Linked DNA regions of Homo sapiens: region 1 is linked to region 2. Evidence: chromatin loops called from intact Hi-C (ENCODE). Cell type or tissue: ovary. All regions are shown on one strand.

Region 1 (2,500 bases), 770 kb before region 2:
GGCCTCCTGGGAGTGACCAGAGATCAGCGGGGCAACATGGGAGTCTCATCTGGCCTGGAGCTGCTCACTCTTCCCCATGGACACCACTTGAGGTTGGAACTGCTGGAGAGGTGAGCCAGCAGCTTGTAATCTTGGTTGGGGGAGGCCAATTCCCCCCACTTCCCAAGATCTCCAAACAGCTCCCCACTCATGGTTCCCCAGGGAAGAAGGGAGATGGGGCAATGCCACCTCCTGTCCCCCCTCACCCCTGCATTACAAACCTCCCCACTTCCCCCAGACCCTTGCCCTCCACCTCTGCAGGCATCAGACACTGGCGCTGGCCGGGGCGCTGGCGGTGCTGGGCTGCTCGGGGCCGCTGGAGGAGCGCGCAGCCGCACTGAGGGGACTGGTAGAGCTGGCGCTGGCGCTGCGGCCAGGGGCGGCGGGGGACCTGCCCGGGCTGGCTGCAGTCATGGGCGCCCTGCTCATGCCCCAGGTTCGTGGGGAGCAGGGACTGGAGGAAGCTGGAGTGCGGGTGACTGGGAAGACTGGAGAGGAGGCGTGCTCAGATCTCTTCTCCCAGGTGTCCCGGTTGGAGCACACGTGGCGCCAGCTCCGAAGGAGCCACACGGAGGCTGCGCTGGCCTTTGAGCAGGAGCTGAAGCCGCTGATGCGGGCTCTGGATGAGGGCGCTGGTAAGTGAAGGTCTGGGGCTTAGCATCCCCTGGGGGCCCAGACCAAATTTAACAGGACTCAATCTAGTCCTATGCCCAGTCCCTGCATCTGTTCTAGGCCCGGTCCCTTCACCATAGGCCCCGCCCTCCACATGAGGGTTGGTCCTGGCCCTTTCCCTAGGCCCCGCCCTCCACACGAGACTTGTTCCTAGGCCACGCCCCCACCAGCCTTGGTCCCAGCCCCTTTCCCTAGGCTACGCCCCTTCGCCATAGGCCCCGCCCTCCATACGGGGCGTGTGGTCCTGGCCCCTCTCCACAGACCCCGCTGTCGCTCAGTCCTAAGCCCCGCCCCTGCATTTGTCCTAGGTTCCACCTCTGCCCTATGCCCCATCTACAGCCCCAAACCCTGATCAGACCCTCCCCCTCCGCAGGACCCTGCGACCCCGGCGAGGTGGCGCTGCCGCACGTGGCACCCATGGTTCGCCTACTGGAGGGCGAGGAAGTCGCGGGGCCGCTGGACGAGAGCTGTGAGCGGCTGTTGCGCACCCTGCACGGGGCGCGTCACATGGTCCGGGACGCACCCAAATTCCGCAAGGTGGCAGCCCAGCGCCTGCGAGGTGAGCGTTCCCTCTGCGCTGGACTGCAGACTTCAGAGCACCCTGCAGGTTCTAACCGGATCCCCCAAACCCAGCCTGTCCCAGGAGGGGAGCCTCTCGCCACGCCTCCCGGAGCCCCACCCAAACTGGGACGGCTCCACTCCAGGAAGGTTCTCACCCCAAGCAAACGCTGCATCCAGCGGTATTGATAGGAACAGGGCCGTCCACCTCAAAACGGGCTGTCCTGCCCCCAGAGCCACCTCCGCGGGTCCCCACTCCCCCTTCCCACCTAAGACGATCCCGTCCCCCAGGGATCTCGATCCCCAAGAACGCCCTGCTCCCTCCAAAACGACTCCTCCGTCCTATCCTAGGGCAGCCCACCCGGCAAGATCCCCCCACCTTCCCCGACAACCTGGGATCCCGTCCTCGGGGCAGCCCCACGTCCAGGCACAGCCCCTAAGGCGGGACCTCCAGGATCTGGCACCTGGAACAGGCCACCCCATTGCACTGCGGTAGAGCCCCTCAGGCACCCCACCCCCATTCCTGCAGAGAGCTGGAAGCCCCCTCCCCTCTGACCCCGCCTAGTCATCCCGCAGGTGGGGCAGGTCCCTCCCGGGCCCCTGTTGGGTCAAAGTCCTCTGGGGAAAGGAAGGTGCCGGGAGGTTGGGAGGGGCGAGGCGGGCGCCTGGGCCCCGCCCCCAGCCCACCTGACCTTGCTTCCAGGATTCCGGCCTAACCCGGAGCTGAGGGAGGCCCTGACCACCGGCTTCGTGCGGAGGCTGCTCTGGGGTAGCCGGGGCGCGGGAGCTCCGCGCGCTGAACGCTTTGAGAAGTTCCAGCGCGTCCTCGGCGTCCTGTCGCAGCGCCTGGAGCCTGACCGCTGAGAGCGCAGACACCCTTCTTCACACCCGGGACCCCCAGGTTTTTGCGAACCCCAGAAGAGACCAAAGGAGTCGTCCCAGGCTCCTCGCGCCTCAGGTGGAATCCTGCCCTGTGCCTCACAGAAGAGGTGGGGACCGCAGTCAGGGTCACCTGGACCATGGTGAACATGTGACCTGCAGATCTGGCATCAGAGGCCAGAGTTCAAATGTGACTCCACCTCTTAAAAGCCGTGATTTCTAGCAGTTGACTTCACCTCTGTGTCGGCCTTTAACAAAATCATAGCCATACAGCAGCTCAGGCCTGTAATCTCAGCACTTTGGGAGGCCGAGGCGGAAGGAAGGCTTGAGGCCAGGAGTTCAAGACCAGCCA
Region 2 (2,500 bases):
GAGTGAATGGCAGGGCAGGAGGTTGAGGAAGGCTGCAGAGTCATGGGATGGGGGCTTCCTAGGTCCCGGGGAGGAGCTGGGATTCCACTGGCTGCCTCCACTTGGATGTCTCAAATGGCATCTCATACCACTGGCTGGGCACACAGAGCCCAATATGTATTTGTTGCTCAATAAATATTTGATGGAAGGGCCAGGCACGGTGCCTCAAGCCTGTCATCCCAGCACTTTGGGAGGCCAAGGCAGGCAGATCACCTGAGGTCAGGAGTTCAAGTCTAGCCTGGCCAACATGGTGAAACCCCCTTCTCTACTAAAAATACAAAAATTAGTTGGACATGGTGGCGGTGCCTATAAATCCCAGCTCCTTAGGAGGCTGAGGCAGTAGAATCGCTTGAATCCGGGAGGCAGAGGTTGCAGTGAGCCAAGATCGTACCACTGCACTCCAGCCTGGGCAACAGAGTGAGATTCCGTCTCAAAAAAAAAAAAGAAAGAAAATATTTATGGAGGAATGAATTTGATTGGGGGTGAGCACAAATTAACGTACCGTACCCTGCTGACCCCATCCAACACTTTCTCCTTAGACTCTGAACCCTGCGTTGAAGGGTGAGACTGAAAGCAGTCAAAGATCAGGCATCCTGGGGGAGACACCCGGCGCATTGTCCTCAGTGATTTTTGCTTCTAAGACCTGTTGAAACTGCTGGTTGCTTCTCCTTTCTTTTTGATCTCATGAATATCCTCATAACCTTCCAGTAAATTCCCCCTTGGCTTACATCTTCCAGAACTGCTTTCGGGGGGTTGCAATCAGTCTCCAAACAGGTACACCCTCAGCACCCAGGAATTTTCTAGCCAGTCTCAGAAGGGGATTCTCAGACCTCGTGAAGCCCTCCCGAGGTGACAGCCCCAGTTTTCAAGGTGGGGCATCCATACGGCTTGGCAACAGCAGCAGCAGGCTGGGAGCGAGGTGCAACTAAGACTCCCTACCTCCACTTCCACGACCTGGCTCATGGAAGACACCAGAACCCCAGCAGATGCGGAGCTTACCGGTAAGTTTAGTTTCCCAGAAGGTAGCCAACTGCCCTTTTTCCTGGAGTTGTTTTGATTCCTCTCAAGTCTCTGCTGCCCCCCAGTGGTCACTCTGTGACACAGCGTTTTCCTTTTCACAGGGGACACAAAGTTGGATTTTGCCCAGAAGCCTGGCTGATTTGTTTACTTATTTGCAACGATGCATGATAAGAAAGATCAAAAACAAGTGAGTGAGTGAGCTAATTTCCTTCCTTCCCTTCTCCTCCTCCCCTTCTCTTCCTCGAATATTTCCTATTTGTTTACAAAGGCCCAAAATATCCCCCCAACATAACAATGGGAAAAAGTCACCTGGCAGATACCATTTAAAGCAAGCGATTGGACGGGCGCGGTGGCTCACGTCTGTAATCTCAACACTTTGGGAGGCCAAGGCAGGCAGATCACTTGAGGTCACAAGTTCAAGACCAGCCTGGCCAACATGGTGAAACTCCATCTCTACTAATAATACAAAAATTGGCCTGGCGTGGTGGTGCGCACCTGTAGTCCCAGCTACTCAGGAGGCTGATGCATGAGAATCGCTTGAACCTGGTAGGCAGAGGTTGCAGTGAGCCAAGATTGCACCATTGCACTCCAGCCTGGGCAACAGTGAGAGACTCTGTCTCAAAAAAAAAAAAAAAAAAAAAAAGGTATAAATCGCCATCATGTGCCCTTGCTAGGATGCATTGACACAGACACACATCGCTTCTGCGTAATCCCTGCCAAAAACACTTAACCTGAGTTTCACTGTGAGGAAACATCAAACAAACCCAAAGTTAAGGGGCATTCTACCAAATGATTGGGCAGTACTCGTTAGAAATGTCGTTGTCAAGAAAAGGTATATAAAAAATGGAGGAAATGATCCAGACTAAAGGAAACTAAGGAGAAATACCTACATGCAAGACAGGATCCAGGACTAAATCCTGGAACAGAAAAGGGACACTAGAGCTGAACAGAGGAAATGTGAATAAGGCTTGCACATTAGTGAATAGTACTGTATCAGTGCGAATGTCCTGATTTTGATCAGGATGTGAATATCTGAGGAAGCTGATGGAGGCTATATGGAACTCTTTGTACTATTTTTGCAACTTTTTTTAAGTCTGAATTTATTTCAAATGTATTTATTGTAAAATTTAATTTATTTAATTTAAAATAAAGAGGCTGGGTGCCGCGACTCATGCCTGTAATCCCAGCACTTTGGGCGGGCAGATCACTTGAGGTCAGGAGTTCGAGACCAGCCTGGCCAAGGTGGGCAGATCACTTTAGGTCAGGAGTTCAAGACCAGCGTGACCAACATAGTGAAACCCAGTCTCTACTAAAAATACAAAAATTAGCCGGGCGTGGTGGCGGGCACCTGTAATCCCAGCTACTCGGGATACTGAGGCAGGAGAATTGCTTGAACCCGGGAGGTGGAGGTTGCAGTGAGCAGAGATTATGCCACTGCACT

What was found. Hi-C counts contacts between places; a loop is a spot of excess contacts. Peaks named below come from ENCODE experiments on the same cell type or tissue, not always from the same donor. Only the 100,000 strongest peaks of a DNase experiment are listed, where the experiment ranks them.
Region 1: a loop joins it to region 2, with 3 times the contacts of the local background. A loop is called at or near these places in 2 of 110 quality-filtered maps.

The regions. Positions count from the first base shown.
Region 1 is chr19:6,752,226-6,754,725 of GRCh38, reverse strand. It overlaps SH2D3A (SH2 domain containing 3A), which reads left to right. Exons shown (of 10, transcript NM_005490.3): 6 at 1-110; 7 at 301-475; 8 at 563-674; 9 at 1,085-1,270; 10 at 1,973-2,500. The coding sequence ends at 2,133. Among named protein-coding and RNA genes, the nearest start is that of TRIP10, 14 kb to the right of the region's middle. RefSeq lists silencers at 767-976, 1,147-1,326. In ovary, a CTCF peak has its summit at 1,239 (motif pointing right); DNase peaks (open chromatin) are centred at 875, 1,235 and 2,027; H3K4me3 peaks cover 779 bases; H3K27ac peaks cover 1,081 bases.
Region 2 is chr19:5,986,149-5,988,648 of GRCh38, reverse strand. All of the region lies in intron 1 of RANBP3-DT (RANBP3 divergent transcript), which reads right to left. Among named protein-coding and RNA genes, the nearest start is that of RANBP3-DT, 9.0 kb to the right of the region's middle. In ovary, a CTCF peak has its summit at 1,117 (motif pointing left); a DNase peak (open chromatin) is centred at 1,118.